2 separate regions of the Homo sapiens genome follow, and region 2 is linked to region 1. A link is a loop called in an ENCODE intact Hi-C map of the cell type or tissue named here. Cell type or tissue: chondrocyte. All regions are shown on one strand. Links, peaks and the distances in the headings refer to the core of each region. The heading gives the core; the rest is flanking DNA.

What was found. A loop is a pair of places that touch in the nucleus more often than their neighbours do. Peaks named below come from ENCODE experiments on the same cell type or tissue, not always from the same donor. Only the 100,000 strongest peaks of a DNase experiment are listed, where the experiment ranks them.
Region 2: it touches region 1 in a loop (2.4-fold over the local background); 2 of 110 quality-filtered maps call a loop at or near these places.

What each region holds. Positions count from the first base shown.
Region 1 is chr21:39,707,269-39,723,297 of GRCh38, forward strand. LOC107985499 (a long non-coding RNA gene) reads right to left here and starts at 14,764. Exons shown (of 3, transcript XR_001755056.2): 1 at 14,651-14,764; 2 at 14,025-14,125; 3 at 3,845-3,926. It also overlaps a transcript of IGSF5 not described here. RefSeq lists an enhancer at 1-619. In chondrocyte, for the core only: CTCF peaks have their summits at 5,863 (motif pointing left), 8,728 (motif pointing left) and 8,932; no DNase peak of the experiment used is centred there.
Region 2 is chr21:39,380,891-39,396,919 of GRCh38, forward strand. It overlaps GET1-SH3BGR (GET1-SH3BGR readthrough), which reads left to right. Exons shown (of 14, transcript NR_146618.2): 2 at 9,808-9,973; 3 at 10,879-10,946; 4 at 12,276-12,390. GET1 (guided entry of tail-anchored proteins factor 1) reads left to right here. Exons shown (of 5, transcript NM_004627.6): 2 at 9,808-9,973; 3 at 10,879-10,946; 4 at 12,276-12,390; 5 at 15,976-16,029. Among named protein-coding and RNA genes, the nearest start is that of GET1-SH3BGR, 8.6 kb to the left of the region's middle. RefSeq lists enhancers at 5,201-5,250, 7,226-7,395. In chondrocyte, for the core only: a CTCF peak has its summit at 7,860 (motif pointing left); DNase peaks (open chromatin) are centred at 4,537, 4,902, 6,872, 7,871 and 1 weaker place.

The sequences.
Region 1 (16,029 bases), core at 5,107-13,106:
TGTCCTCCTGCATGCTGAATCACTTATGTGTGGGGGCCACAGGAGTGGGGTTGGTGGGTCTAGGTGGTGTCATGGGTGTCAGACTTGCAAAAAATCTGAAAAGATATCTCAAAAGGCCAAGCTACAATAGTGATGTTATTTGCAGGAGTAATTGAGGAAGTTGCATAGTTTCTAACCTCTGGAATAATGGCTGGTAATCGTTTCTGTCTGTACCTTAGCAGGTCTCAGGCTCCTTTCCTCCCCACAGCCTAATGGCCTGCTATTAGCTTTACAAAAGTGATTGAGTTCTGGGCAAGGCTTCTTATCATTTAAATGATAGCCTAAATGTCTTTCAAAGTTAGCTCAGCCCAGTAGCCCAGGAATAATTAAGGGAAAGGCAAGATGGGTGGTGGGTTAGCTCAGCTCACTGTTATAATTGCTCTCCTGATATAATTTTTGCAAAGGCAGTTTCAGGACTATTTAGGGGGGATGGAGGGGAGCAAGGGCTCAAAAGCAATCAGCTGCTATGCTCACTACCTGGGTGATAGGATTTGTGCCCCAAATGTCAGCATCACACAATATACCCATATAACAAACCTGCACATGTACCCCCTGCACCTAAAATAAAAGTTGAAATTTTTTTTTTTTGAAAAGGACAGTCTTTGTCATAAACTTCCTGGGGCTCAAATCCAAGCTTTGCCTTCTACTGTGTGACTTCGTGCAAGTTATTTCATTTATTTGGGCCTTAAATTCCTCATCTCTAACATAAGGATAAAATAACATTACCTATGTGTTATAAAACCATTGAGCAAAGTAAAAAAAAAAATAATCAGAAAGTGCTTCTAGGAGGCTTGCATAGACTAAAAACTCCACAAATGTTAGCTATTATATTGTGAGTGGTGAGCAAAAACGACTTCAGTTTTATGTAAAGTGTCTGAATTTTATACCGTGAGACTGTATTTTCAATGTATTATAAGTGTAATTAATAATAATAATTTTAAAAATAAATAGATAAAGTAACAGAAGTAGAAATGCAGATGACTCTGTCAAGAAGTTTAAAGAAAAGAAGGGGAAGAAAGGCAGCTCAGGGAAAAGAAGTGAAACATCTCCATTTAAACATAATGTGCTTCACACGTGTTCACAAGTCTGCACTGTGGGTTTAAGTTCTAAGCTCAATACCAGCTAGTTGAGTAACATCAACCCTTAAAACTCACTGCTTTACTGATAATGCAAATGACCTGGAGAGACATAAAATAGGAGCAGAAGTTTACCTTAAAAATCACAAATTGATGTCCATGTCTTAAGAGAAATTTATCAACATAACTAGAAAGCAGTTGAAGCCAAGAACTAAAGTGCCCTGTGAAAAAAATAAAGCATGATTTGCACAGTTCCCAGGTTCAGAATACATGGGCAAGCTAGATGGCAAGACCAGGGAAAACTCTGGTGGACACTAAATTAATTGCTGGCTGGCCACGCTTCTATGACACCAAGAGATATATCTAAGCCCCTACCACACATCCACCTGCAGTGCCAACAGAGGATGCTGGGTGGCAGGTGGGGTTCGTAGCTAATGCTGAAATTTGCATCACTTTAAGACACCAGTGTCATCATAGCCCAGTGTCATCATAAGTGCACATTTAGAATTGAGGTGTATTCACTCCTGCATTCTAACGTAGAAAAGGTCCACTTCCCATCTGGTGTCTGTGGCCAGATGGAGGTGTAGGGTCTTAGGAAAGCAATATGTCTTGAAATATTCATAATGAAATAATGTCAATTGAAATAAACCACATCAACAAAACCTAGTAGCTGACCCTACTCTTTGGTTTTCAGTCTTTAAAAATTCAGAAGGGAAATGCATCTAAGCAATTCCAATGCACCCAGTTTCCCCATTTACTAGTTGAGTAATGTAAAGGAAACAACTTGACTTTTCTAAGCTTATCTATTAATACAAAACAATGCAATGAGCGTTGCCAGGCCCTAAATATTGGGAGCACTTGCCTTGGGCCAGAAGCTCAGCATGGGGTCATGGCTTACACATGGTGAGTCCTGGCTACTCCACAGGGTGGCTGACTTCCTTCCTTGTCTCTTCCATCTACACAACCTGTGAGGAGGAAGTCACTTGACCAAATGAAAAATCTAAAACTAGGAAGCCTAAAAGTGTGGTTCAAATCTCACAGTTTACTATGTTTATCACGTTTACTCTGGCAGAGCTCATCAGCTTGAAAACCTCGTTTCTTTACCAGGGAATCCACTCTGGGGAAGCAACAGTCCAAGATGTTACTGGAAAGGAGTCCCAATCCAGATCCCAAGAGAAGGTTCTTGGATCTCGTGCAAGAAGGAATTCAGGGCGAGTCCATGCAGTAAAGTGAAAGGGGCTGCTGGTTGCCCATGTTTATGGTTATTTCTTGATGATATGCCAAACAAGGGGTGCATTATTCATGCCTCCCCATTTTAGACCATATAGGATAACTTTTTGACGTTGCCATGACATTTGTAAACTGTCATGGTGCTGATGGGAGTGTAGCAGTGAGGACGACCAGAGGTCTCTTCCGTTGCCATCTTGGTTTTGGTGGGTTTGGCCAGCTTCTTTACTGCAACCTCTTTTATCAGCAAGGTTGTTATGACCTATATCTTCTGCTGACCTCCTATGTCATCCTGTGACTAAGAATGGCTTAACCTCCGGGGAATGCAGCCCAGTAGGTCTCATCCTTATTTTACCCAGCTTCTATTCAAGATGGAGGTGCTCTGCTTCAAACTCCTCTGACAAAACCATCAGAAACCAGAGAGAAGGCAGACGCCTCAAGGTGACGCTGGCCAAGACCCAGACAGGCATCATGTGTCCCAGTGGAGACTGGCTCGTGATGACACCTGAGCCACAGACGATCCCTCTCACACCTAGATGCTATCTAAGGCCGATGGCAACCGGATGCCACCCTGAGCATGAGGTAGGAGGCAATTAACCCCTGGTTGGCTGAATTGACCCAGAGAACGGAGTTGACCTTCAGTTATCAATGTTGAACATTCTTCTAAGAAGACGTGAGGAGAGCTTGAGATAGAAATTAAATTCAGACATACTCAGCATGTAAAAATAAGGGATGTTCCATCTGTTGCCCACCCGAGGATAATGGATTGACACTTCAGGGACTTTAGCAATATGCCAGGCACTGTGCTAAGTAACTGACACTGATTAGACCGTTTAATAATTACAACTGAATGGGTGGTTAATGATTGTTATTTCATTGTTTTAGATGAGAAGCTCAGAAAAGTCAAGTAGCTTCGTTAAGATTGCACAACTAGTAAATGAGGGAATCGGGAGTGCTGGGATTTTTAAGGTGCATTTCCCTTCTGAATGGCTGAAAACTGCAAAGTAGAGTCAGTTAGACATCCAGCTATCAGCTTTATGCATTGGGTCCTATGGTAGAGAGAATGTATCTCAGGTCTGAGCCTGAACTTTCACCCTCATGCTCCTTCATAGCCCCATGTCTCCAGAGTCTGGGCTTCAGACATTGCCCTGGGTCAGGATTCCCAGGAAACAGACTCTGAGATGGAGATGTGCATGCAGGTGGTGACTGGGAATGGCTCTGAGGAACAGCCCCTGTGTGGGAGGGAGGGAGCAGGATGCCGCAGGAGAAATTAAAGTGCAATAGGGATGCAACTGAGGCCTCAGCTGATCTCACGGAGAGCTTTGAAGCTTGGGTGGCATTTCAGAGATGCCTTGAATTAAAGTTTTGGGACTGGGTCTTTGTATCCTAGCATCACTGGATGCAGTCACTGGATGCAGGCTACCCCTGGCGTCTGAGGAATGCGCACCCTGAACTGAGGGCAGGAGTTGGCCAACATACCACAGAACCACTGCAGTCCACCTGCAGCATTCCGCCACGTTCCAGAAGCTCGCTTGATGTGGGCAGAGCTCGTCTGGGACTTGGTTGGTCTCTTCCTGGATAAACCTACAATGGAAAGGTTATTGAGACAAACTGATGTCTCTGTGCTGAAGTGATCTTGGGACAATGACAGATACTCATGACCTCCCGCATCTACTACCCAGTCTTGATTCTCCTCACCCCCAGCTAGCACTGCTAGACTTAGACTTTGATGGTCCAGGGTGGGGGCTGCCCAGACTCTCATCCCTCGGGGTCTCCTTCCTCTGCTCACCATACCTTCCTTGGTTCACGACTGAGGTGCCCTCCATTTGTTATCAATATTCAGTCAGCAAGGACTAATAAACACCTCCGTGGATCATGTGGGTGCTGAAGGTGTTCTTCCTTCCTTCCATGTGCAACGGCAGGCTCTTTTTTTTTTTTTTTTGAGACGGGTCTCACTCTGTCGCCAGGCTGGAGTGCAGTGGTGCGATCTCTCGGCTCACTGGAACTTCCACCTCCCGGATTCAAGCGATTCTCCTGTCTCAGTCTCCCGAGTAGCTGGGACTTTAGGTGCGCCCCACCATGCCCAGCTGATTTTTGTATTTTTAGTAGAGGCAGAGTTTCACCATGTTGGCCAAGATGGTCTCGATCTCTCGACCTTGTGATCTGCCCACCTCAGTCTCCCAAAGTGCTGAGATTACAGGCGTGAGCCACTGCACCCCACCAGAAGCCTCTTTTTTAATGATTAGGGCCAATTAATCCTTTCAGATGGTGACACCTTTTCTTGCTGCTGGTTGTATGGCAAAAGAAGCCTGAAGTGTCAGGGAGGCAGTCCCAGCTTAATGTGTAATGAGACTCTCGCTGTGTCCCTTAGTGGGAAAAGTCCCCCTCTGGGGAGCTGCAACGATGGGAAGCACAGTTCTCTAAGTGAGCCACTGGGAGCAATCATAAGTAGGGCAGCACTCCTTCCAGCCACTGAATCCCATACTCATGGTAGACCTTCTGGGGACACAATACCATGCCTTTGTTATTGATTTCAAGAGAATATTGCATCTTGGAGTGTAGTGCCCCATCCTTGCAGGAGATTATCTCCAAGCTGTATCCTCAAAGGGTAGCTTCTTTGAGCTATCAGGACAGAAGCTCCAGGGCAGTGCGGGATGTGATAGGACTGGTGAACCCATGCTCACTTGCACGCTGTCAAACTTCTTTTGCTGTGAAGCGGGTCCCTGGGTCCAAAGGCAAGTCGTGCAGGATTCACGTGGGTGGACCAGACGTTTTGTAAACCCTCGGATAGTGATGGTGCCTGAAGTTCTGTGGAAAGGAAAGCCAAACTCCCACCAGGATATGAGTTAATTCCTGTCAAGCAGAATCATTCCCTTCCAGACTGGCTGGTTGGTCTCTGAGTGATTGTGCCATACTGGGGGCTCAGGGTTGTTCTCTGTGGCTTGCAGGTTGGGTATTTAGTAGCTAGATCAGCCTTGGTGAGTTGGAGACCATGCTGTTGGGTCCATGCATAGCCTCCTTCCCTGTCACCACAGCTGCTTCGTTCATGGGTTCATTGGGCCACTACTGGAGTGAGCAGTGAGTGAGGAGGGCTGAACCTCGGCTGGCTGAGTCATTCTCCCTCCTTGTTGTTTGATGTCTCTTCCACGGTGAATGCTGTCTTGGGGAAACTAACATAGAACATGACCATCTTTATGTTTAATGCTCATCCTGACAGGACCATTCACAGGCCTCCTTGTCCCAAACTTTGAATTTTTCTTCTTGTAAGTCACTCAACAACCAGCCAAGCCATTCACCACTGCCAGTGAATCTATATGTGTTTTAACCTCGGGCCACTTTTGTTTCCGCTCCAAGTAGATGACATTGGGAAGAAGTCCCTCATTACGTCTTTCAGGGGCACCCTGAATTATCAGGGGCTGTAGTGCAGGAATAGTCCATTTTCAGCTAGTACCATGTAGCAAGTTTACCCATCTGCCATCTGTGAACCAAGCATTTCCCTCCCTGCTCAGCAGGTAAAAAGGGACAAGCCCCTTTCCCTGCCACCGTGTGGTCACAGGAGTTAACTGAAGGGAAAGCACTGGTTAGAAGTGGTGGATGACAGGCAGGGCTGGGTGTGGGAGAGTGTCTCGGACACCTGCCACTGCAACTTACAAGTGCCTTCTGGCCCTACTGGTGCTCCATCATGAGAATTATTTGCAGATTGCTTGTCTGACCTTATGAGTTAGGGGGTCCTGACCTGAACCCAGGTCATGGTGGGCTGGCTGCATGGTCCTTGTTGCCATGGTTAGGTAGCAGGACAAAGCTTTTTTCAAATAGTGCATATTTTTCTGCTGCTAATGATGTGAGCTTGCTCTAGACCTAAGGGTCTGTGCTGTGATTCTCCTGTTGAGACTTGTCTTAACTGCCACCTGGTGTCTTTTCCCACTAGGGCCTGCCGGGCTGTATGGGCCCAACAGCAGGGACACTTGCACCTCAGCCTGGACCTGCTGCCCTGCTCTTCCTTCTCTGGGTCTCATGCAAAACTGGCATCTTTCATGTCGCAGGATAAGTGTGTTTCAGCAATGTTCCCAAGGGTGGGAAATGCTGCCTCCAGAATCCAGAGAAGTCTGCTGGGCCTTGTGCTTCCTTCTTAAAGGTGGGAGGTGTAAGGTGCAATAATTTTATGTTTTACTTTAGAGGGAATGTCCCAGCAAGCCCCAGACCACTGGATCCTTACAAACATACTGATCTATGGGGTTCCTGATCTTCATAGGGTTTCTCTCTTATCTTTCTTCCCACCTCCTGGCAACATACTTGTTGCATTTTGTTCATTCAGCCTTAATGTGTCCACATAGTGGACCAACATGATGCACTGTGGAATGTCCACAAGGTCCCGGTCTTTTCAGCCTGTATCCTGACAGAGAGCTGGAGAATTAACATCGCCCTGGGAAGAGCTGTGAATGAGTACTGCTATCCATCCCACGTGAGCGCGAGCTGCTCCTACTCCTCTCTGCTGATAAAGAGGAGAAACCGCATTCATCGGTTGCTTGGCTGTGTGCCTTGTCTATGGTCACTGGCTCTAGAAAAAGTTCTACATGGGCTCAGCAGCTGTGCTTGGGACTACACTTAGGTGAGTTTGCAGTACTTCACTTTCACCTTCTAAGATGTCTGTGGCTTGGAAGCAGCCTGATTAGTGAATGAAAAAGGGATATGATGGAATCCATTGGCCTTGCTTCCCTTGCATCTACTGTTTCCCTTGGGATACAATATTGTTTTTGATTTACTGTCTTGGCCTGAAGGCAAACATAAGTTTTTGCTTGGCTTACCCCACTGTGATAGCTCTTACTCTGCAGAACAAGGAATCTATACATGGTGTATTTGTTTACTAGGGCTGACATAATAAGTATCACACACTGGGTGGCTTAAACATAAGAAATGTATTGTCTCAGTCCTGGAGGCCAGAAGCCTGAGGGCTGGCTCCTCTGAGGTCACAAGAGGAGATCTACTCCAGGCTCTCCCACAGCTTCTGCTGGTTGCTGCAGCTGCTGGTGAGCTTTGGCTTATAGAAGCATCACTGGGGTCTGTGCCTTCTTCTTCACGTGGTATCCTTCTTGTGTGTGTGTGTCTGTGTGTAAATTTCTGTTTTATAAGGACACCAGGCACATGGGTTAGGGCTCACCCTAGTGACCTTATCTTAACTCATTACATCTGCAATGACCCTTTTTTCAAATAAGTTCACATTCTGAGGTACTGAACATCAGGACTCCGATATATAATTTTGTTTGGGGGAAGACTCAATTCAGCCCATAACTTGTGGGTTCTACCAACTGTCAAGTGTGCCCACCCCAATTACACATGGTGGATGGGGAAGCACCCACTGGGTGAGTCTACGGGCCTGATGGGCCTGGGCCAGGACTCTTCCTTCCTTCCTTCCTTCCTTTTTTCTCCCTTTCCTTTCCTTTTCTTTCTTTCGTTCTTTCTTTCTTTTCTTTCTTTCTCATCTCCCTTCCCTTCTCTTCCTTTCTTTCTTTTCTTTTCTTTCTTTTGATATGAAGTCTCACTCTGTCACCCAGGCTGGAATGCAGTGGCGTCATCTCAGCTAACTGCAAACTCCACCTCCCTGGCTCAGGTGATCCTCCTGCCTCAGCCTTGCAAGTAGCTGGGACTACAGGTGCATGCCACCATGCCCAGCTAATTTTTTGTATTTTTAGTAGAGATGGGGTTTCACCATGTTGCTCAGGCTGGTCTTGGACTCCTGGGCTCAAGTAATCCTCCTGCCTCAAGCTCCCAAAGTGATGGGATTGTGGGTATGAGCCACCATGACCAGCCCAGTTAATAATTTCTTATGCTATAAAGGCCTCTTTCTAAATGTAAATACATGCTTTTGTTTTCATCTGAGCCATAGCATTCCAACTTAGTTTTAGTCCAAGTTATGGAGGTCCACGTATTTATTTTCTTAATAATCATCTCTAGCACTCCTTCATTCCTTCATCCATTTATTTTCCATTGAGTGCTTATCCATGACAGGTAGTGTCCTAGATTCTGAGGATACGTTGTAAACAAATAAGAAAATAGATCCTTGCTCTTGTATAGTACACAGAGTGTTATGGCTAATTTTAGCTTGGATTATGGAAGTATAAATACAATTTCATTTTATGCAAGAAGAAAATATGGCTGGAAGATGATCATTCACGGGCTTTATAATTAGCATAATTTACAGTCTTCTTCCAACTTTAGGGTGAGAATTCACCGGATTACTGAGTTACCCAACCTCACTGAATCAAATGAAATGTGGGTGTGTGTGGGGGGGTGGCTGGGGAGGGAACCAACCCGGGGATGTTATTAAAGTAAAATTTTATAGGAAGTCTTTCTCATTCAGTATATCACCCTGCAGTGCCACCTGGCGGTTACAATGAAGGAAACCATTTCAATCCACACTGATAATTGTAGGAACCTGGAAACTGTGGGGGCTCCCATGCACTCATTTCCCAAGAGGGTGTCAGGAGGGTCGTGCACTAGAGCCCGCAGTGAGTACCTGTCTCAGTGCTTAGTTGCACCACTGCGGAGGAGGCATCATCCAGCCTGAAAGTGCCCTCCCTCATGACTCGTCCCTCCCCTAATACAAACACCGCACAGGTGGGGTCCAACCATAAGTCCCCACCCCTTACCACAGCTTAGACTCATTTGTTTGTGTGATTTATTTTATTTTCATTTTGTTACTAGCCACTCTAAAAACGAGAATTTTTTTTTCTTTTTTTAAAAAAATTTATTTTAGGTTTGGGGGTACATGTGAAGGTTTTTTACGTAGATAAACACGTGTCATGGGGGCTTGTTGTACCTATTTTTACATCACCCAGATATTAAGCCCAGTACCCAATAGTTATCTTTTCTGCTCCTCTCTCTCCTCCCACCCTCTCCGCTCAAGCAGACCCCACTGTCTGCTGTTTCCTTCTTTGTGTTCGTAAGTTCTTATCATTTAGCTCCCGCTTGTAAGTGAGAAAATGCAGTATTTGGTTTTCTGTTCCTGCATTAGTTTGCTAAGGATGATAGCCTCCAGCTCCATCTGTGTTCCAGCGAAACACATGATCTTGTTCTTCTTTATGGTTGCATAATATTCTATGGTGTATATGTACCACATTTTCTTTATCCAGTCTGTCACTGATGGGCATTTAGGTTGATTCTATGTCTTTGCTATGGTGAACAGTGCTGCAATGAACATTTATGTGCATGCGTCTTTATGGCAGAATTATTTATATTCCTCTGGGTATTTACCCATTAATGGGATTGCTTGGTCAAATGCTAGTTCTGCTTTTAGCTTTTTGAGGAATCACCACACTGCTTTTCACAATGGTTGAACTAATTTACACTCCCACTAACAGTGTATAAGAATTCCCTTTTCTCTGCAACCTAGCCATTATCTGTTATTTTTTTGACTTTTTAGTAATAGCCATTCTGACTTGTGTGAGATGGTATCTCACTGTGGTTTTGATTTGTATTTCTCTCATGATCAGTGATATTGAGCTTTTTTTCATATGCTTCTTGGACGCATGTATGTCTTCTGTTGAGAAGTGTCTGTTTATGTCTTATGCCCACTTTTTAATAGGATTGTTTTTCTCTTGTAAATTTAAGTTCCTTACAGATGCTGGATATTAGACCTTTGTCAGATGCATAGTTTGCAAATAGTTTTTCCCATTTTGCAGGCTGTATGTTTACTCTGTTGATAGTTTCTTTTGCTGTGCAGAAGGTCTTAAGTTTAATTAGATACCATTTGTCAATTTTTGCATTTGTTGTGATTGCTTTTGGTGTCTTTGTCATGAAATCTGCCTGTTCCTAGGTCCAAGATGGTATTGCCTAGGTTGTCTTCCAAGGTTCTTATAGTTTTGGGTTTTACATTTAAGTCTTCAATCCATCTTGAGCTGATTTGTGTATATGGTGTAAGGAAGGGGTCCAGCTTCAATCTTCTGCATATGGCTAGCCAGTTGTCCCAGCACCACTTATTGAGTAGGGAGTCTTTTCCGCATTGCTTGCTTTTGTCAACTTTGTCAAAGATCAGATGGTCGTAGATGTGCAGCCTTATTTCTGGGCTCTCTATTCTGTTCCATTGGTCTATATGCCTGTTTTTGTACCAGTACCATGCTATTTTGGACACTGTAGCCTTGTAGTATAGTTTGAAATCAGGTAACATAATTCCTCCAGATTTGTTCTTTTTGCTTAGATTGCCTTGACTATTTGGGCTCTTTTTTGGTTCCATATAAGTTTTAAAATATTTTTTTCTAGTTCTGTGAAGAATGTCATTGGTACTTTTATAGGAATAACATTGAATCTGTAAATTGCTTTGGGTGGTATAGCCATTTTAATGATATTGATTCATCTAATCCATGAGCATGCAGTGTTTTTCCATTTGTTTGTGTCTGTTCTGATTTCTTTGAGCAGTAATTCTTTTATAATTCTCATTGTAGAGATCTTTCACATCCCTGGTTAGCTGTATTCCTGGGTATTTTTTTTTTGTGTGTGTCACAATTGAGAGTGGGATTGCCTTTCTGATTTGGCTCTCAGTTTGGTTGTTCCTGGTGTATAGGAATGCTAGTGATTTTTGTACATTGATTTTATATCTTGCAACTTTGCTGAAGTTGTTTATCAGCTGAAGAAGCTTTGGGGCTGAAACTATAGGGTTTTCTATGTATAAAACCATGTCATCTACAAAAAGAGATAAGTTTGACTTCCTCTCTTCCTATTTGGATACCCTTTCTTTCTTTCTCTTGACTGATTGCTCTGGTTAGGACTTCCAATACTATGCTGAATGGAAGTGGTGAGAGAGGGTATTCTTGTCTTGTGCTGATTTTCAAGGGGAATGCTTCCAGCTTTTGCCCATTCGGTATAATGTTGGCTGTGGGTTTGTCATAGATGGTTCTTATTATTTTGAGGTATATTCCTTCAATACCTCGTTTATTGAGAGTTTTTAACACAAATGGATGTTGAATTTTATCAAAAGCCTTTTCTGCATTTGTTGAGATAATCATATGGTTTTTGTCTTTAGTTCTATTTATGTGATGAATCACATTTATTGATTTTCATATGTTGAACCAGGCTTGCATCCTGGGGATGAAGCCTACTTGTTTGTGGTGGATTAACTTTTTGATGTGCTGCTGGATTCGGTTTGCAAGTACTTTGTTGAAGATTTTTGCATGGATGTTTATCAAGGGTATTGGCCTGAAGTTTTCTTTTTTTGTTGTGTCTGTGCCAGATTTTGGTATCAATATGATGCTGGCCTCATAGAATGAGTTGGGGAGAAATCTTCTTCCTCAATTTTTTGGAATAGTTTCTGTAGGAGTGGTACCAGCTCTTCTTTGTACATCTGGTAGAATTGGGCTCTGAATTCATCACATCCTGGGCTTTTTTTGATTAGCAGGCTATTTATTACTGATTCAGTTTTGCAGCTCCTTATTGGTCTGTTCCCGGAATCCATTTCTTCCTGGCCCAATCTTGGGAGGGTGTATGTGTCCAGGAATTTATCCATCTCTTCTAGGTTTTCTAGTTTGTGTGCATAGAGGTCAAATGAAAATTTCTGTATTTCTTTCTTTCCTTCTTTTTGTGTTGAAAGAAGCTCTTGCTATGTTGCCCAGGCTGGTCTTGCACTCCTGGGCTCAAGCAATCCTCCTGCCTCAGCCTCCCGTGTAGCTGGGGCTACAGGTGTGTGCTTTTTATTGCACTTTTCTTCCACCTGACTGTAAGCTCCATGAGGGCAGAAGCCATGTCTGTTTCACATCCTCAAGGCACCAAAACCAGTATCTGATACATGATATGTGCTCTCTGTGTGTTGAAAGAGTGAATGGGTGTAGGGGGTGCCTGTGTTGTAAATCATGTTCTGGAGGTGACCTCATTTCCTTGGAGGCTTCCTCTGGATCAGGTCAGGCATATGATGAATCCCTAGGCTCTCTTTGCCAGCGTGGTGGCAGGTTCTCTTCCAGGTCTTGTTCAGGCTGATAATTGATCAGCAGTAATTGATATGAGGAGAGACAGAAGAAACAGACAGGAACTAGAATCCATAGATTCCTGTGCATGCAATATACACCAATACGACTTAACACTGCTGCACATCACACCACTCTCACTAAGGGTCACTGGTCCCTAAAATATTTTCCTACAGGTATTACATGTAGACCACATAAAACAATCTATTTGGCTTGGTGTTCATGTGTTCTTCCCGCCATGCCATAGGGCCTGCTCTGTGCTCCAGCCACTGAGGTTAGTGAGGCTGATAGGGAGTCATTTCCACTGGCAACACCCTGGGCCAAGCGTTATTCTCATAGTCACGAAGCAATCCTTGGCAATTCGACATGTGGAAACATCTTCATGATTTAGCTTTTGATTAAACTTTTTTTGTCTTAGACTTTTTAAAAATAACCTTTTTCCTTTAGAATAGTTTTATACATACAGAAACATTGTGAATATAGTATAGATCAGCAGTCCCCAACCTTTTTGACACCAGGAATCATTTTCATGGAAGACAATTTTTCCACAGACCTGAGGTGAGGGAGACGGTTTCAGGATAAAACTGTTCCACCTCAGATCATCAGGCACTAGATTCTTATAAGAAGCACACAACCTAGATGCCTCTCACGCACAGTTCACAATAGGGTTCACACTTCTATGAGAGTCTGATGCCACCACTGATCTGACAGGAGGCTGAGCTCAGGCAGTAATGTGAGCAATGTGGAGTGGCTATAAATACAGATGAAGCTTTGCTTATTCACCAGCCACTCACCTCCTGCTGTGAAGAGCAGTTCCTAACGGGCCACAGACCAGGACCAGTTTATGGCCCAGGGGTTGGGGACCCCTGGAATAGAAGGTTCCCATATACTCCATACCCAATTTCCCCCATAATTAACATCTTACATAAGTATGGTACGTGAAAAACATCAGACAAATCTCAATTGAGAAACATTCAACAGGAAACTTGACCAGTACTGCTCATAACTGTCCTAGTGGCCAGAAACAAAAAGGCCAGAGAAGTTACAGCCAAGTAGAGCATAAGAAGACATGATGACTAGTCTAATGTGGTGTCCTGGATGGAATTCAAGAGAGGAAAAGGGCATTAGGGAAAAACTGAGCGAATAAATCTGAATAAAGTATGGACTTTGGTTAATATTCATGTGTCAATATTGGTTCTCATCAATTGTGACATGTTTACCATACTAAGGTAAGATGTTAATAACAGGGGAACTGTGAGTGGGGGTACATGGGAATTCTCTGTATGATCATATTACTTTTTTTGTGAATCTAAAACTACTCTAAAATAATTTTATTTAACAACAACAAAAAATCAGATACTTCAAAACAAAACAAACAAAACCAACCACAGCCACCCAAAGAGAACACAGCCTTATGTCACGTGGCTGGTGGATTGAACTGCAGGTGGAAGTAACTTAACCTGTAGAACGAGACATTTTAAACCATATCTTTCATTGAAAGAAAAGTTTTCCAAATGGGAGATTAAATTAGTGAAGCATCTTATAAACTTTATCATAAATATTTGAATTAAAAGATGACACAGTAGAGTGAGAAGAATACAGGGAGACTCTGAAGTCAATGTTAAAGACAAAACTCGTGGCCTCCCAATAGCAATAGCATGACTCTTGGCAATATCGTGAGATCTTTATAGCTTCCGTTTAGTCCCGGTAAAGTGAGTATAATAATACCCACCTCTTATCATTGTAAGGCTGATTGAATGAGACTGTAGGTACAGCCCCCTACAAAGTACCTGGCACAGGAAAGCAATCGTTCCACCCAGGCAATTCTGAAATCTGTAAAACAGAAAACCAAGAAGGGGTGCTGGAACTCGGCACCAGTGCAAGTTCAGGCGGAAGTCCTGCTTTTTCTGGGAAGCCTCCTTTCTGCTCTTAAAGCTGTTCAACTGATTGGATCAAGCCCACTCAGACTATCTGGATAATCTCTTTTACTTCAAATCAAATTAATGTTAATCACATCTACAGAATGCCTTCCCAGAAACACCCTTATTAGTGTTTGATTGAATAATTGGGGACTAGAGCCTGGCCATGATGACACCAAACCTGGCCATCTGTCCCTTCCTTCCTTCCTTCCTTCCTTCCTTCCTTCCTTCCTTCCTTCCTTCCTTCCACCCACCCATCCATTCATTTTTCCATTTATCCTTTCTTCTTTCCATCCATCCTTCCATTCCACCCATCCACCCATCCATCCATCTACCTGCCTATTTATCATGAACACTGTTCTCCTGTACTATAACTGAATGAAAGGTCATACCCATTAAAAAAATTCTGAGTTATATGGGTCAAGGTGAGCACACTTACTTTGTAAATTGCCAGGTAGTAAATATTTTCAGCTTTGTGGTCCCTTTGTCTCCGTCACAACTCCTCAGTACAGTTGTTGAGTACAAAAGCAGCCACAGACAATATGTGAGTGAGTAGGCATGACTCTGTCTGATGGAACTTTACACAAAATGGATGCCAGGTGGGACTTTGCCCATGGGCTGTGGCTAGCTGACTTCTGATATAGATCAGTTGTAAAGATATGTTTTTAGAAAGCACTGACTGAGTGGAAAGGGAAGCTAGTGAAAGAAGCTTGCCTATGGTAGGTCTACAAAAAAGAGACAAAGGGAAGAGCACTTTATTAGGGCTCAGAGCAAGGCAGGAGTGTGAGACCATGACAAGTGCTGTACTCAATGCACCCTCAGTCATGCTGTCACCAATCGTCGGGTTTTCCTCCTTCCAGGCACATGACCTTCTCTGCCCCGTTGAAGTAAGCTGTTGCCATGTGATTTGATTTGGACACTGAAATATGAGCAGAAATATTATGGGGGAAACTTTAAGAGCAGCCCATGTTTGTCACATTTCTGTCCCTACAGCAGCAGTTTTAGGATGAAGCTTCTACCAACCTGAGTGTCTGAGTAAGATGAGCAGAATTCCCTCACCCACCAATGCTATGTGAGTAAAAAATAAACTTTGGTTGTATTAAGCCCCCAGTATTTTGGGATTGTTACCAAACAGAAGCTGGCCTATCCTGTCTGATATACCTAACGACACCAACAATATTTAACTAAAATTTCATCCCTTGTATCTTTTGTATGCTACCTTATCTGTATGCTACCTCTGTCTTTTGTATGCTACCTTATTTGTCTTCATAACACTTTCTACCACCTTACATATATTTATCTATTCATTTACTTGTCTGTTTTCTCTGCTAGAATACAAGCTTCCCCAAAGCAGGGACTTCTGATAATTGCTCTTAAAGCTTGGAATGATTTACTATGTGACATAATCAACATCACCAAAAGCATCAACAACACAAATAAGCATATGTGTAGTCCTCACAAAGCTATGTGAGGTAGATAGTATTATTAACCTTGTTTTTCCTTATAGGTGAATTATTCTCATTTTACCTATAAAAATGCATTAGTTATCTATTGCTATGTAACAAATTGCCGCAAAAGCAGCTTAAAACATCACACGTTTATTAGGTGTGAGTCAGGTGTCTGGGCACAACTTGTTGGTCCTTTGTTCAGGGTTTCTTGCGAGACTTCAATCAAGGCACTGGTGAGGGCTAGGGCCTCATCTGAAGGCTCCACTGGGGAAGGATAGGACTTTGAAGCTCACATGGCTATTGGCAAGCCTTTATTTCTTGCAGGCTGTTGGACTGAGGGCTGAAGTTTCTAGCTGGCTGTTCAGGAGAG
Region 2 (16,029 bases), core at 3,780-11,779, 330 kb before region 1:
ATCCTCGCGTCCAGGAGCCCACATTCTTGGGGTGGGTAGGGTGGGAGACAGGTGTAGAGAGAATCTCAGTACAGCGTGATGCCTTCAGTATCCAAGGGAGCAACCAGGTTGGGGAACACTCTCTTTCTGCCAGGTAGTGAGTACATTACCTCTGTCTCACGGCTGCTGGGAGAGGCGAGTATTATCATCCCACCCTCCTTTACCTCCCGGAGGAGTCTGGCTCAAGAGAATTTAGTGGTGGCACTAAGTCATCCACCTAGTGACTGGAGGTGGAGATTTGATTGCCTTTTGGAGCAGGGATAGGGATTTGGTGGCAAATTGGACAGGGCGTGGTGGGGTGTGGCCATGGAAGGCGGGGGTACCTTGGGAACTGTCCCCGAGAATGAGCGCCCTCCGTATGCCCACAGCAGAAATGAGGAGCTGTTGGGCAAAGGCGGAGTCCTCAAAGATTGGGCGCATTCGTTTCAGCGTTGTCTTGGAAAACAGTTCTTGCTTTTCTCTCCTAAGATAAATTGGTAGTAGTGGAGGATATTTTATTCCACCAGTATTCATTGAGTGCCTGTTTTGTGCAAAACTCTATTCTTACTCTCTCAATTGTCCTACTGTCTGCATTGTCCTGAGATATAGGGAATTCTCTTTTAACCCCTGAGTCTCCTTCAGAATCTTTCCTGATGCTATCCAGTCTTTAAGATGATGTCTCAGGCATTGCATAAAAGACTCCTGATGAGCTGGCCCATGCTCATCTTCTTGTTTTTAATTGTAAAATACACATAATATGAAGTTTATCATCTTTATCATTTTTAGGTGTACAGTTCAGTGGCATTAAGTACATTCACATTTTTGTGCAACCATTATCCCAGAACTTTATTATTATTATTTTAAGACAGGGTCTGGCTCTGTGCAGTGGTGTAATCTCGACTCATTGCAACCTCTGCCTCCCAGGTTCAAGTGATCCTCCCACCTCAGCCTCCCAAGTAGCTGGGACCACAGGCATGCACCACCACGCCCAGGTATTTTTTTGTATTTTTAGTAGAGACAGAGCTTTGCCATGTTGGCCAGGCTGGTCTCAAACTCCTGACCTCAAGCCATCCACCCATCCTGGCCTCCCAAAGTGCTGGGATTACAGGTGTGAACCACTGCACGTGGCCCCGCTCCCAGAACATTTTCTTTTTTTTTTTTTTTGAGACAGAGTCTCACTCTGTTGCCTATGTAGGAGTGCAGTGGCCTGATCTTGGCTCACTGCAGCCTCCACCTTCCAGGTTCAAGCGATTCTCCTGCCTCAGCCTCCCAGGTAGCTGTGATTACCAGTACCTGCCACCATGCCCGGCTAATTTTTGTATTTTTAATAGAGACGGGGTCTCACTATGTTGCCCAGGTTGGTCTCAAACTCCTGACCTCAAGTGATCTGTGCTCCTTGGCCTCCCAAAGTGCTAGGATTACAGGCGTGTGCCACCACGCCTGGCCCCATCCCAGAACTTTTTTTATCTCCTCTAACCGAAACTCTCGCACTCATTAAACAACAACTTTCCATTCCTACCTCTCCCTGGCAATCACCATTGTACTTTCTGCCTCTGTGAATTTGACTACTCTTGGGACCTCATATAAGTGGAATCAGACAGTATTTTTCCTTTTGTGACTGGCTTCTTTTCACTCAGCATAATATCCTTAAGGTTCATCCATGGTGTATCATGAGTCAGGATTTCCTCCCCTTTTAAGGCTGAATAGTATCCCATTGTATGTATAGGCCACATTTTGTTTATTAGTTCATCTGTCTATGGACACTTGGGTTGTTTCTACCTTTTGACTATTGTAGATAATGCTAAAATGTTTACAAATATCTCTTTGAGTCTCTGCTTTCAGTTTTTCTGGACATATACCCAGCAGTGGAATTCCTGAATCTATGGTAATTCTATGTTGAATTTTTTTGAAAAACCACCATACTGTTTTCCATAGCAGCCACACCATTCGACATTCTCACCAGCAGTGCAGAAGGGTTCCAGTTGCTCCATATCCTTCAACATGTATTTTGTTTTCTTATTTATTTATTCTTTTTATTTTTTTATTTATTTTTATTTTTTGAGATGGAGTCTTGCTCCGTTGCCCAGGCTGGAGTGCAGTAGCGCAGTCTCGGCTCACTGCAAGCTCCGCCTCCCGGGTTCACACCATTCTCCTGCCTCAGCCTCCCGAGTAGCTGGGACTACAGGTGCCCACCACCACCACAACCGGCTAATTTTTTTGTATTTTTAGTAGAGACGAGGTTTCACCGAATTAGCCAGGATGGTCTCGATCTCCTGACCTTGTGATCTGCCCGCCTTGGCCTCCCAAAGTGCTGGGATTACAGGCTTGTGCCACCGCGCCCAGCCTATTTTTTTTTTTATTATTTATTTTATTTTGTTTATTTATTTTTTGAGACAGAGTCTTGCTCTTGTTGCCCAGGCTGGAGTGCAATGGCGCAATCTCAGCTCACTGCAACCTCTGCCCCCCGAGTTCAAGAGATTCTCCTGCCTCAGCTTCCCAAGTAGCTGGGATTACAGGTGCCCGCCACTATGCCCGGCTAATTTTTGTATTTTTAGTAGAGACGAGGTTTCACCATGTTGGCCAGGCTGGTCTCGAACTCCTGATCTCCGGTGATCTGCCCACCTTGGCCTCCCAAAGTGCTGGGATTACAGGTGTGAGCCACTGCACCCAGCTAATTTTTATTTTTTTGAGAGGGAGTCTCTCTCTGTCACCCAGGCTGGAGTGCAGTGGCTCAATCTTGGCTCACTGCAACCTCCGCCTCCCAGGTTCAAGCAATTCTTCTGTCTCAGCCTTCCAGGTAGCTGGGATTACAGGTTTGAGCCACTGCGCCCAGCTAATTTTTATTTTTTTGAGAGGGAGTCTCTCTCTGTCACCCAGGCTGGAGTGCAGTGGCTCAATCTTGGCTCACTGCAACCTCCGCCTCCCAGGTTCAAGCAATTCTTCTGTCTCAGCCTTCCAGGTAGCTGGGATTACAGGTGCATGCCACCATGCTGGGCTAATTTTTGTATTTTTAGTAGAGACGGGGTTTTGCCATGTTGGCGAGGCTGGTCTCGAACTCCTGACCTCAGGTGATCCACCTGCCTGGGCCTCCCAAAGTACTGGGATTACAGGCGTGAGCCACCACCCCCGGCCTTTTTTTTTTTTTGTAATACTAACCATTCTAATGGACGTAAGGTGGTGTCTCATTTTAGTTTTGATTTGCATTTCCCTAATAGTGATGTTGAGTATCTTTTCAGATGCTTATGGCCATCTGTTTATCTTTGGAGACATGTCTAGTCAAATCTTTTGCCCCCTTTTAAAATCCAGTTGTTTTTTGTTGTTGAGTTCCTTTTGTTGTTGTTATTATTATTATTATTATTATTTTTTGAGACAGAGTTTTGCTCTTTTGCCGAGGCTGGAGTGCAGTGGCGCTATCTCGGCTCACTGCAACCTCTGCCTCCTGGGTTCAAGCGATTCTCCTGCCTTAGCCTCCCGAGTAGCTGGGATTACATGCATGCACCACCACACCTAGCTAATTTTTGTATTTTTTTTAGTAGAAAGAGGGTTTCACCATGTTGGCCTGGCTGGTCTCGAACTCCTGACCTAAGGTGATCCACCTGCCTCAGCCTCCCAAAGTGCGGAGATTACAGCTGTGAGCCACCACACCTGGCCGACAATTTTTTTTTTTTTTTTTAACTTTTAAGTTCAGGGATACATGTGCGGGTTTGTTATATAGGTAAACTTGTGTCATGGGTGTTTGTTGTACAGATTATTTCGTCACCCAGTTATTAAGTCTAGTATTCATTAGTTATTTTTCCTGATTGTCTCCCTCCCACCCCCTATCCTCCACCCTCCAAAATAGAAAAATTTGTTTTTAGAGGCCGGGTCTTGCTCTGTGACTCAGGACCTGTGGCCACATCCTGTGCTGCCTCATACAACCTTATGGCCTCTCTAACCTCAACCCAGTTAGCTTTCCTAAACCCATTTCCCTATGATTGTTAACACTTGTTGTTAGCCAGGTTCAGAAGGATAACATAATTATTATCCCAGCAGAGTACACCCACCCTGTAATCGGTAAGAGAGATGTTTGGCCTGGTCACTGGGTTTGTGGTGAGAGTCTGTGAAAAGCTGTAAGGAACGCGCTGGTCTTCAGTAGGGTCAAATGCTGCTCCTTCACCATCGTCAGAGGCTACTTCATCACAGCCTCTCTGATTTGAGGATTCAAGTGGGAAAGACTCATGACAAGCAGCAGAAAGTCGAATTGGGAAAACAGTGCCCTCAGGGATGGGGCCGCGCTCAGGTACTTAGATTATAACCTCCGTTGGGATGTTTCTGAAGCTTTCGTCTTAGCAGAAGTTAGGGAGGCAGCACCCCGATCTCAGCACTCAGTCTAGGCCGCACTGGTCCCCGCACTGGTCTCCCCCCTCCCCCCGCGTGAGGCCTTAGGAGGTCTGAAGTATCAGAAGTCCTTGGGCCAGTTAAGCCTAGCAAGGTCCTGGGAGGCGATCTCAGCTGTCCGCTGCGGTGGGGGTGGGATGCCTGGTAAGGACACCAAGTCCGTGGTGTTGGCGTGGTTGGAATTTTCCTGGGATCGCTCCCTTCTCTTCAAGCTGGTCACGGGGACGCATGGTTGAGAGCGCCTAGTTCATTCAGTAGGTGGTCCAGGACTTTCTTCAGCTATAGAGGGGAACAAAGACGCCTTTGGTGAGCACCGGCTCTGCAGCTCTGCGGGTGCAGGGGAGGTGTACTGCGTAGGTGCCCCAGGACTGGCGGGGGCTGAGGGTCCATGCGAACGGCACTACTACGCAGGCGTCGCAGGACTGGCCCGGGCTCAAGGTCCGTGCAAACTGCATGCACTGCGCAGGTGCTCCAGGACTCGCGCGGGGTCAAAGTCCATGCAAGCCGCACGCACTGCACAGGTGCCCCAGGACTGGCACGGGCTCAGAGTCCACGCATACCGCACACACTGCGCAGGCGCTCCAGGACTGGCGCGGGCTCAGAGTCTATGCAAACCGCATACACTGTGCAGGCGCCCTAGGACTGGCGCTGGCTCAGGGTCCCTGCGAGCTGCACGCACTGCGCAGGCGCCCCAGAGCTGGTGTGGGCTGAGTGGCCACACGAGCCACATGCACTGCGCAGGCGCCAGGAGGCCCTTCCTCTCAATCCGAGCTTTGCAGATGAAGGACTCTGCGTGTGTTGCCTTCTGGGCTTACGGGCCGAGTGCCCTTTGAGATTCAACTTTTTCTAAATTATCCTTCACTTTCTGCTGTAAAGAGTGGCCACCTCCTTTTTCCTCTAGGGGACTGAAGCGAGAGGAGGATATTGCAGGGTTTGCCTCTGTGGTCATCTTCTTAGAGAGCACCCCCTCCGCCCCCACACCCTTTTCCTCAGAGCCGTTGCTTAGTGAGTCCCTGCCATGGACCAGGCTTGGGAATGGTCCCCAAGTATTAGTTTAGGAGGACGACTCTCTGCTTCACAGGACCTACCCCAGAATCCTGTGACTCAGAAGCGCGCTTGTGAAGTGCGCATGTGCGGGCAGGGCCTCCAGTGGGGCTCTCGTGGGGGCAGCAGCCAAGGACTGGGGCTGGTGGCCTGGAGAGCTGCCCGCTTCTCCGCCCTTGCCGGTAGGGTTCCTGGCCGAGAGTGGCATCTGGGGCTGTTCAGGGTCTGGAGCTTCCTGAGTTGGAAGACCCTGTCCTCTGTGTTCAGGGACTCAGGGTGACCTGAGTTGGTGGTTCCTGGGTTTGCCTGCTCTACTGCTGGCAGGGACTAGCACGGGGTGTGCACGTTGTCATGCCATCAATTAATTCAGAGATTCACTTTTGTTCTAAAAATTAATATTTGCATTATTACATTTAGATTCATATTAAATCTTACACTGCATGATTCTAGAACATTTTAACACTTATACGTGGGTCTTGGATTAACATTGATACATATTTGCAAATTTATACTTTAAAACTTTTTTTTTTTTAGAGACAGGGTCTCACTCTGTTGCCAAGGCTGTAGTGTGGTGGTGCCATCATAACTCACAGCAGCCTCAACCTTTCGGGCTCAAGTGATCCCTCCCTCCCCGCCTCAGCCTCCTGAGTAGCTGGGGCCACACGGACCACAGGCGTGCACCACCACACCTGACTAATTTTTAATTTTTTGGTAGAGATTGGGTCTTGCTATGTTGCCCCGCCTGGTCTCGAACTCCTGGGCTCAAACGATCTTCCCGCGTCAGTCTCCGAAAGTGCTGGGATTACTGCACTGCGCCTGGCTCAGACAGTTTTTATTGTGCTTATACATGTAATAGATGTAATTATTTTTTCAAGCACCAGTTGTTTTTGTTAACCTTACAAAGCTGCCTTCAGTTTTCCTGAAGTTCACCCTTCTGCCTTCACTCACCTCCCATTCCTGAGTTGTTTTGTGTATTCCCTATAATGCTAAATAATGTCTTGGAATCTCTTTTTCTTTTTAAAATATGGTTTTAAAAGTCAGATTTATTGAAGTGTAATTTGTATAAGGCGAAATTATCAAAAAGTCCTTAGCAGTGTCTGTAGATTTTCCTTGCTTTTGAAAGATAATTTTGTGATTCATCTAAGAGAATTTGGCCCATTCCTATTTCCTTCTCCAGAGTGGATCAGGCTGGAGTATAGCTCCTTCGGTTATAGTGCTGGGTAGTGGCCAGGGCAGAGGCACCACAAAGAGAGCTGGATTTGAACCCCCTACTCCCTGCGCAAAGGCTGCCAGAAGCTGCGCTGCAGTGAACACGCTGCGCATGAGCCCCTAGACCCCTCCACCCCCCCTACTCCCCACACTCCCCCCCCCCACTTTTGCCTCATCACGCAGGCGCTGGTAGGCGGCATCACTGGGCGGGTCAGAAACCACGCGCATGCGCAGACACCCTCAGGCGACTGGCGGGTCGCGGCTTCCAAGCTCTAAATGGAGAGTTGTCCCTACTGTGCGGCAGGCGGAGGAGACCTGTAAGCTGGAAGGGGGAGGGGGGGGGATCTGATTTATTGTGTGCCAGGCACACTTTAGATACACTATAACATTTCGTCTTTATTAATCTATTTTTAAAATTTCGAAACAAACACAAATGTGCAGAAAAGTTATATACAGTCAATACCGATAACTGATTTTGTTTCCTGAACCATTTGGAAGTTGTCAACCCAAACCCCCTCATTCCGAGATACTTTGGTATTCAAAAGAATCTTGGGGGCCGGGCACAGTGGCTCACGCCTTTAATCCCAGCACTTTGGGAGGCCGAGGCTGGCGGATCGCTTGAGCTCAGGAGTTCACTGGCAACATAGTGAAACCGTGTGTCTACTAAAACTAAAAAAAAATTAGTCGAGTGTGGTGGTGCAGGCCTGTAGTCCCAGATGCTCAGGAGGCTCAGGTGGGAGTATCGCTTGAGCCCAGGAAGTCGAGGTTGCAGTGAGCCGAGATCTAATGCAGGCGTCAAGTACGTTACCACGATCTGATCCTCAGACCCCATGCAGGTTCCCCACGTTTCGCAGTAATGTCCTTAACAGGGAAAGGACCCAGTTCGGAATCATGCATTGCATTTCCCGGCCTCTAGCCTCCTGTCTGGAGGAGTTTCCCAGTCTTCCCTTGACTTTCATGGCTGTCATTTGTGGGTGTCAGAGGCCAGTGATTTCGCAGAAGGGACGCCTACTGGCATGTCTGATACTTGGTAGGGATTTCTGAGAGGCAGTGCTGTGTTCTCATTGTGTCTCATCCGCTGGTGTGGGACTGGGATTTGGGGATGTTCGCTGATCCCTTGGGGTAGGTGCCAGAGGCGCCACTGAGGGATCTGGTCTTGGGGCGCCCGCGCAGTCCTTGGACTAGGCCTTCCCGGCAGATCTGCGGGCGCCACCTGGCGGTCACTGCCGACTCCTCCGTTGCGCTCCAGTCACCTCTCCCATCCCGGTGCCGTGGCCGGGCCGTTCCCTGGAGAGTGGACGGCTGGGGCTGGTGCAGGGAACAGGGGCCTGCGGGGGCTGCGCAGGCGGGCCTCCAGGTCATGCGGGGCCCCTCTGCTCACAGGGACCAGCCAGGCCAGCCTGGGGAGCGTGCTTCTTTGTTTATGTCTGTATTTCTCTGCCTATCTGTGGAAACCACAGATCTCCAATTGAAGCCAACACCACAAGATTCATTCTGCTTCTCTCCGAGACGCCTGCCTGCCTGCCTTCCTTCCTTCCTTCCTCCCTCCCTTCCTCCCTTCTTCCCTTCCTTCCTTCACCAGGTTATGAAAGTGGCTAATTTTTCATATTTTTTGTAGAGACAGGGTTTCACCATGTTGCCAAGGCTGGTCTTGAACTCCTGGGCTCAAGCGATTCACCTGCCTTGGCCTCCCAAAGTGCTGGGATTATTGGCATGAGACACCGAACCTGGCCTTTTTTCTTTTGTCCCCCTTTTTTTTTTGAGACAAGGTCTCACCCTGTCGCCCAGGCTGGAGTCCCATGGCATGATCTCAGCTCACTGTAGCCTTGAACTCCTGTATACAAGAGATCCTCCCACCCCGGCCTCCAGAGTGTTAGGGTTGCAGGCCGAGCCACCATGCCAGGCTGAGGCATCTTTCTAAGTGTCTTTGTTGAAAGTGAGAAGACTGGCTTCCGTTACTCTCAATATGTTTATTTCTGTGATCACCCTTTTGTAATTAATCTCTGGTGTCCACCGCCCACTGTTACCCAAGTGAATGCATGCCTCTCCCCACCTGGGCTCCGACCCTGGCAGGGTTCCTTCTTGTCTTGTATGTCTGTCTCCCTCACCCTACAGACCCTGACTCCTGTGTCAGGCTGCCCTTTCTTGGGGACCCCTGTATCACCATGCCTGGCCCTGATGCCTCTTGCCAGGGTGCCATTCTGTGGGAAGGCCCTCTGCACTGAGCTTGGGCACTGACATTCTGCCCTGGGCCCCTGCCTCACCACTGTTACCCTGCACCTGCACCTTGCTCTGCCCCGTCTAATCTAGGACTGAATTCTTCTGGGAGGGGAGAGGTTACATGTTCCCTGTCACTGGAATAACAGCTCTGGTGATGGAATTGGTTTTCATTTCACAATTGCAATTTTATTTATAGTGAAACAGACAAACATTTGTATTGGAGCAAATTCATGGGCATATCTGTAAAAGGAAAAATATAGTTTGAATAGCAATTTGAATATGAGTTTTTTTTTTTTTTTTTTTTGTGGTCGTTATAGGGAGCCGAAAAAGGCAGCAGAGGCTGGCTGTGTAGGTAGAGGGCAGCTTGCCCAGTTGGCAGAGGTGGGAGTAGGATGTTGGAGGAAGGTGTACCGGTTCTGTCTGGCCAAACCCATGCTGGAGTCACCTCAAAAGCAGTGGCAGGGGAGTTCCCTCAAGGGGCTGCTCCAGACTGCCTGGAGATGGGGCTGGCTTGGATTCCAAAGAAAGAAGCACTAAACGCCAGGGTGATAAGTCCACAGCATTCATGACGGGAACTTACAAGAGCTGCGGCAGTCCCGGGACAGCCAGTGAGAGAAAGGGACATTTACCTAGGGCTGTCTGCCACCCGGGGGTTGGGGTATGGAGTGTATGTGGGAGTTTAAGGACTTTGTCATGGTGGGGCTAGTTTGTAGGTGTTTCTCAGCAGGATGAATCTCCCAGTGTTCTCCAGCAACAGCCTTTGCTCTTTATCAGTCCTGGGAACGTTCACGGCCGCAGTTTGCATTCAGTCCTGCAGGGACGCACACAACTGGCTGGGTCACAGAGTGGTCAGGGCATAGACAGAAAGTAGCGGGGGACTGGGGAACCCTCCTGTGACCCGTGTTGGAAGGTGCTGATCCCCGTTGTCCGCCCTGCCAGATGTCCAGGGTGCTGCAGAAGGACGCGGAGCAGGAGTCACAGATGAGAGCGGAGATCCAGGACATGAAGCAGGAGCTCTCCACAGTCAACATGATGGACGAGTTTGCCAGATATGCCAGGCTGGAAAGAAAGATCAACAAGATGACGGATAAGCTCAAAACCCATGGTACTGTGTCCCTTGCAGCCTGGAGGCTTCATGAGAGCGGATGAATAGAGAAGTCTGTATGTGAAGATTAGTAGAATACATACTTTGCTTCTTGGATGTTCTGAATATTGATGGAAACTTAAGTTATCTGGAGGAAACTCAGTAATAAGTATTACTTTCCTCTTATTTGCTGGTGAACCTTTGCTTTCTAAGCACAGAAATATCTAAGATCCTCTCAGATTTTCCTCAGAGCCAACTCTTTAAAATTTTAAGCTAACTCTTAAAAATTGTAGGTTTTCATTTTTAAATTCATCACTTTTCTGAGAGAAGCCCAGAAAAAAAGTCTCACAGTGGATTCCCAGAGGCTTTTGTTCCACTCTCTAGAAAAATGCCCAGCAGTGTCCTCTTCTGAGTGTCACCTCCCGGGTCCAGTGTCCTGTGATGAAGAGCGCTTTCTCAGGGCAGCCCGTGTGCTGAGGGACCCCGGTCACAGTGTGTGCACAGTCAGAGAGCTGTCTCTGTGGCTAGGAAAACAGACAGAGGGGCCTGTCCAGGCCCAGGACAAGCTGGACTCCCACCAGGGGTTCGTGTACTGTGCACACTGGGAAATAAGGAGGAAAATTTAGTCCTGTTGGTAAGTGGTAACTGTATTATACAAAGAATCTTTGATTTCATGAGTCGTTTTAAGAGTTTTCAAAATTAAAGCTATTCAAATCTCAATCTGAGTCGGATACTATTTTAAATAATGGCATAATGAGATGGTGGGTGACTTAAAAATTCTATTTTATATTTTCTAAATATGTTGAGCGATTGTTCCATTTATAATCAGAAAGTGTATTATAAGGGAAAATAACATTTCTGTGTATTTGAATATTTTGTTAATTTTTCAGGACTGACATAATTATTTATCCTGTTTTTCCTTTCAGTGAAAGCTCGGACAGCTCAATTAGCCAAGATAAAATGGGTGATAAGTGTCGCTTTCTACGTATTGCAGGTAAGTGTGCTAGAGCGTCAGCCGGGTCATTGGAGTTGGTGACCCCGGCCTCCAGAGCCGTGTCTGCAGATCCAGGGCTGGGAGTTCGGGCTGTTCCACCTTCAGCTGTCGTGTCGTGTGTCCCTGCCCACATGGAGCTCTAAACACTCTCGGTCTCTAAGTCAGACTAAAAGGAAGCCTTTCTCTTGAGGAGAGTTGTTAAAGTTTGGGACTTTTTGGCAGATGGACTGTGAAGTAAGTTCTCGGAGAGCTTTCACCATGCCTGCATCCCAGTGTGGTTTGAAGGGCCTGGTGGGATGAAGCGAGAGGCTTATAGATGACATCAGTTTTTTCTGAGATCTTCAATACTTTTGGCCCTTACTTGTTACCTGGTGTACTTCATGCACGCTCTCCACCCTCCAGGTAGAGAACCAGCTTTTCCGACTGGAATTGGCTTCTAGCCTCCCTGCCTGGGGCTTAACCCTCATAGCCTCTCCTGGAGCTGTTGGGCTCTGCTCTGCCCCGAGAGTGCAGTTGTGCTGCCCAGACACCTTTAGCAGCTGCCGTAAATATCCGAGTTGCAGTACCATGTGATCCGGTAACCAAGGCAAAGGATTCAAGCCCACCCCCAAAAAAGCTTAGTTTGGCAGGGTATATTGAAGGAAATTAATTCTGAGGCACTGTCATTTGCTAAGAGATAAGTTTCCGCAGACAAAGGAGTTAGGCCAGCAACCCTCTTTCATGTCTCTTCTGAGCGGCCTGTTCAAGCCAGGAAGGGGACAGATGACAATCGAAGGAATGCTGTGGGGGGATGGAGGGAAATAAAGCATCCCCCACCATTGAAACTTACACAGGGCTCACCTCTGCGTCCCTTGCTAACACTGGTGTACGTGGGAGAATTCACTATTTTTTCCAAGGATGGCTTTCGTCACTAATAAGGTGTGTTGAGCATACAGTCTGGCTACTCAAACGAGATACTCAGTGAGAAAAGCACACCCGTGTTATGGGAGACTTTGGTTAGTTTATCAGCTAATTTAAATTATGTGTAGATTGTGTTCATCCTAAAACAGTGAAATGCCAGTTCACATAGGAAGGCTCGCCTACTTGTTGGCAGTGTTCAGACATGCTGCTGAGCTCGTCTTTAATTTGACTTTCTCATTCAAGGTTTCACCAAGGGACATTAGTGGCTGTGCGTGCTCATCTGTTGTCTGTGGGGACTGGGTTCCTAGGCTTGAGGTGCTCAGTCTGGAGAGTTTTCCTGGTTTTATTTTCGCATTTCCCTGTCCTCCCTTCTGTGTGGTCGGTTGTGTGATTGGCAGGCTGCTTTGCTCACCAGAGGTGTCTTTACAGGCTGCCCTGATGATCTCACTCATTTGGAAGTATTATTCTGTCCCTGTGGCTGTCGTGCCGAGTAAATGGATAACCCCTCTAGACCGCCTGGTAGCCTTTCCTACTAGAGTAGCAGGTAAGAATTTTCTGGAAGATGCAGTGGAAGAGTGTGAATAGGCTTATGTAGAGGTGTGTGGTAGAAGATTAAGTTAGCCTGACATCCTCCTCACCGTCCATTTAGTGAGCGGGGTTTTGTGTCTCAGCCTCACATGAGGCTTCCCATGAAGAAACTGAGGTCTGAAAAAGTTACTTCACTTGTCCAGTGTCACCAAAATGTTAAGGAGCAAAGCTAGGATTCAGTCCTAGGTCTGTTTCCGGGATCCATGCCCAATACGTCAAGTCTGATACCCCATTGAAACACTAGCCGTAGTTCCAAAATTATGTATCTTTTCAATCCCTATTATGGTTGGCTTCTCTGTAGCACTTGCTGCTCCTGGCTATTCTTTTATTTTTTATTTTTTGAGACTGAGTCTCACTCCGTCACCCAGGCTGGAGTCAGTGGTGCGATCTTGGCTCACTGCAACAACCTCTGCCTCCCAGGTTCAAGCAATTCTTATGCCTCAGCCTCCCAACTAGCTGAAATTACAGGCATGCACTACCACGCCCAGCTAATTTTTGTATTTTTAGTAGAGACAGCGTTTCACCATGTTGGCCAGGCTGGTCTCAAACTCCTGACCTTAAGTGATCCTCATGCCTTGGCCTCCCAAAGTACTGAGATTACAGGCATGAACCACTATGCCCAGCCACGTTCTTTTATTTTTGAAGATAAATTTTTTTTAGATATTAAAAGTAGTACATGTCACTATAGAATGATTAGAAATATAGCTATCAATTAAAAATCCCAGCTGGGTGCAGTGGCTCACGCCTGTAATCCTAGCACTTTGGGAGGCCAAGGTGGGCGGATTGCCTGAGCTCAGGAGTTTGAGACCAGCCTGGCCAACATGGTGAAACCCTATCTCTACTAAAATACAAAAAATTAGCTGGGCATGGTGGTGCGTGCCTGTAATTCCAGCTACTTGGGAGGCTGAGGTGTGAGAATCACTTGAATCCGAGAGGTTGCAGTGAGCTGAGATCACGCCAGTGTACCCCAGCCTGGGTGACAGAGTGAGAATCTGTGTCAAATAAAATAAAATAAATAAAAAATAAGATTCCTATTAGCTTTTAATGCTGTGATATGTTTTTCTTTGCCTTTTTTTCCCCATTTATTTTGATATAGTTAAGGTCACCTGGCACATCACATGTTGTGCCTCCTTTTTACTTTATAGGGTAAGCCTATTCCCACATGTTTTAGTTTGTTAGGGTTAAGTGAAATACTATAAACTGGGTAGCTCATAAACAACAGAAATTTATTTCTCACTGTTCCGGAGGCTGGGGAGTCCAAAATCAAGGTGCCGGCAGATTTGGTGTCTGATGATGGCCCATTTTCCAGTTCATGGATGGTGTCTTCTCACTATGTCCTTGCATGGTGGAAGGACAAGCTCCTTTAGGCCTCTTTTATAAGGGCACTAATCCCATTCACACGGACTCTGCCCTTGTGACTTAATCACCTCCCATAAGGCCCCAATTCTTAATGCCATCACTGTGGGGGGTAGCATATTAGCATATGAATTTTAGGGGGATACAAACATTCAGACCATAGCACCATATCAGTACATTTCTTTTCTTTTTTTTCTTCTCTTTTCTTTTTGAGGCAGGGTCTTGCTCTGTTGCCCAGGCTGGCAGTGGCACCCTCATAGCTCACTACAGCCTGGAACTCCTTGGCTCAAGCGGTCCTCCCACCTTAGTCTCCTGAATAGTTAGGATCACAGTTGCACACCACCATGCCCAGCTAATTAAAAAAAAAAGTTTTTTATAGAGATGGGGTCTTGCTTTGTTGCTTAGGTTGGTCCCAAACTCCTGGCATCAAGCAATCCTCCCTCCTCAGCCTCTCAAAGTGCTGGGATTATAGGTGTGTCACCTTGCCTGGCAAATTTCTTTATTAAGGAATTTTCAGTAGCTGTTCTTCATTTAGATATCTCATTTGCAGATTTTCCTGATGAAGGATATTTATTCCGGTCCTGATTTTTTGCTATTAAAGATAATGCTGCAGCACACATACTTGCTGGTCTTTGGTTGTGATTTGTGATTATGTTAGAGGTGAATACTGTATCAAAAGGAATGACTATTTTTTTTTTTTTTAAGACCGAGTCTCACTCTGTCGCCCAGGCTGGAGTGCAGTGGTGTGATCTCTGCTCACTGCAACTTCCACCTCCCAGGTTCAAGTGGTTCTCCTGCCTCAGCCTCCCCGGTAGCTGGGATTACAGGTGCCCACCACACGCCCGACTAGTTTTTGTAGTTTTAGTAGAGACAGGGTTTCACCATGTTGGCCAGGCTGGTCTTGAACTCTTGACCTCAGGTGATCCACCTGCCTTATCCTCCCAAAGTGCTGGGATTACAGGTGTGAGCCACTGTGCCTGGCCAGGAATGGCTGTTTCAAAGACTCCCAATTTAGCTACCACCCCTGTCCCCTTCCCCACCCTTTCCTTCCCCTCTCCTTTGTTTGACACAGCTGGGCCTAGGCCAGGAGCTCTGCACTGCGGCCAGAGAAGCATCCAGCCACCCTTCCATGCATCCAGCAGGTCCATGGGTCACTCTTGCAGCCTGTCTTCCTGGACAGGGGGATATGTATGCCTCTCCATTATTGGTGGGGCAAGAAAGGCATAGGTAGACATTGCTTTGTTTATAATGCTTTCTGAGAAAGGAAAAATAAATAATCTTACAGGTTTGGTTTTGGAATCTATTAATATCATAAATAGTAATGCACATCTCTCTGGCAGGAAAGGGAAATTCAGCCCAGGGTCCACCGTTCACTGCAATTCCTGCTTAGTAAAGAATACAGCCCTATGATTCTATAGAAAGTGACAAATTCGGGCTGGGAATGGTGGCTCACACCTGTAATCCCAGCACTTTTGGAGGCCGAGTTAGGCAAATCATCTGAGGTCAGGAGTTTGAGACTAGCCTGACCTACATGGTGAAACCGTGTCTGTACTAAAAATACAAAATTAGCCGGGTGTCGGCCGGGTGCGGTGGCTCATGCCTGTAATCCCAGCACTTTGGGAGGTCGGGGCGGGCAGATCATGAGTTCAGGAGATCGAGACCACGGTGAAACCCCATCTCTACTAAAAATACAAAAAATTAGCCGGGTGCGGTGGCGGGCGCCTGTAGTCCCAGCTACTCGGGAGGCTGAGGCAGGACAATGGCGTGAACCCGGGAGGTAGAGCTTGCAGTGAGCCAAGATCGCGCCACTGTACTCCCACCTGGGTGACAGAGCGAGACTCTGTCTCAAAAAAAAAATTAGCCAGGTGTGGTGGTGCACACCTGTAATCCCAGCTACTCGGGAGGCTGAGGCAGGAGAATCGCTTGAGCCCGGGAGGCAGAGGTGCAGTGAGCCGAGATCGCACCATTGCACTCCAGCCTGGGGGACAGAGCGAGACTCCGTCTCAAAAAAAAAAAAAAAAAAAGAAAGTGACAAATTTGAACCTATGAAACATAAACTTCACTTCAGCCCAGCACTGCTCAAAAAGAATGGAAATACTCTCTTTGCTGTGAGTTAAAGACAGCAGAGACAGATGGGGGCAGCACTGCTGGTATGCGCTCTCATGGTGAATGTCTTTGTTTTCAGGTGGTGTTGGAATTACCTGTTGGATTTTAGTCTGTAACAAAGTTGTCGCTATTG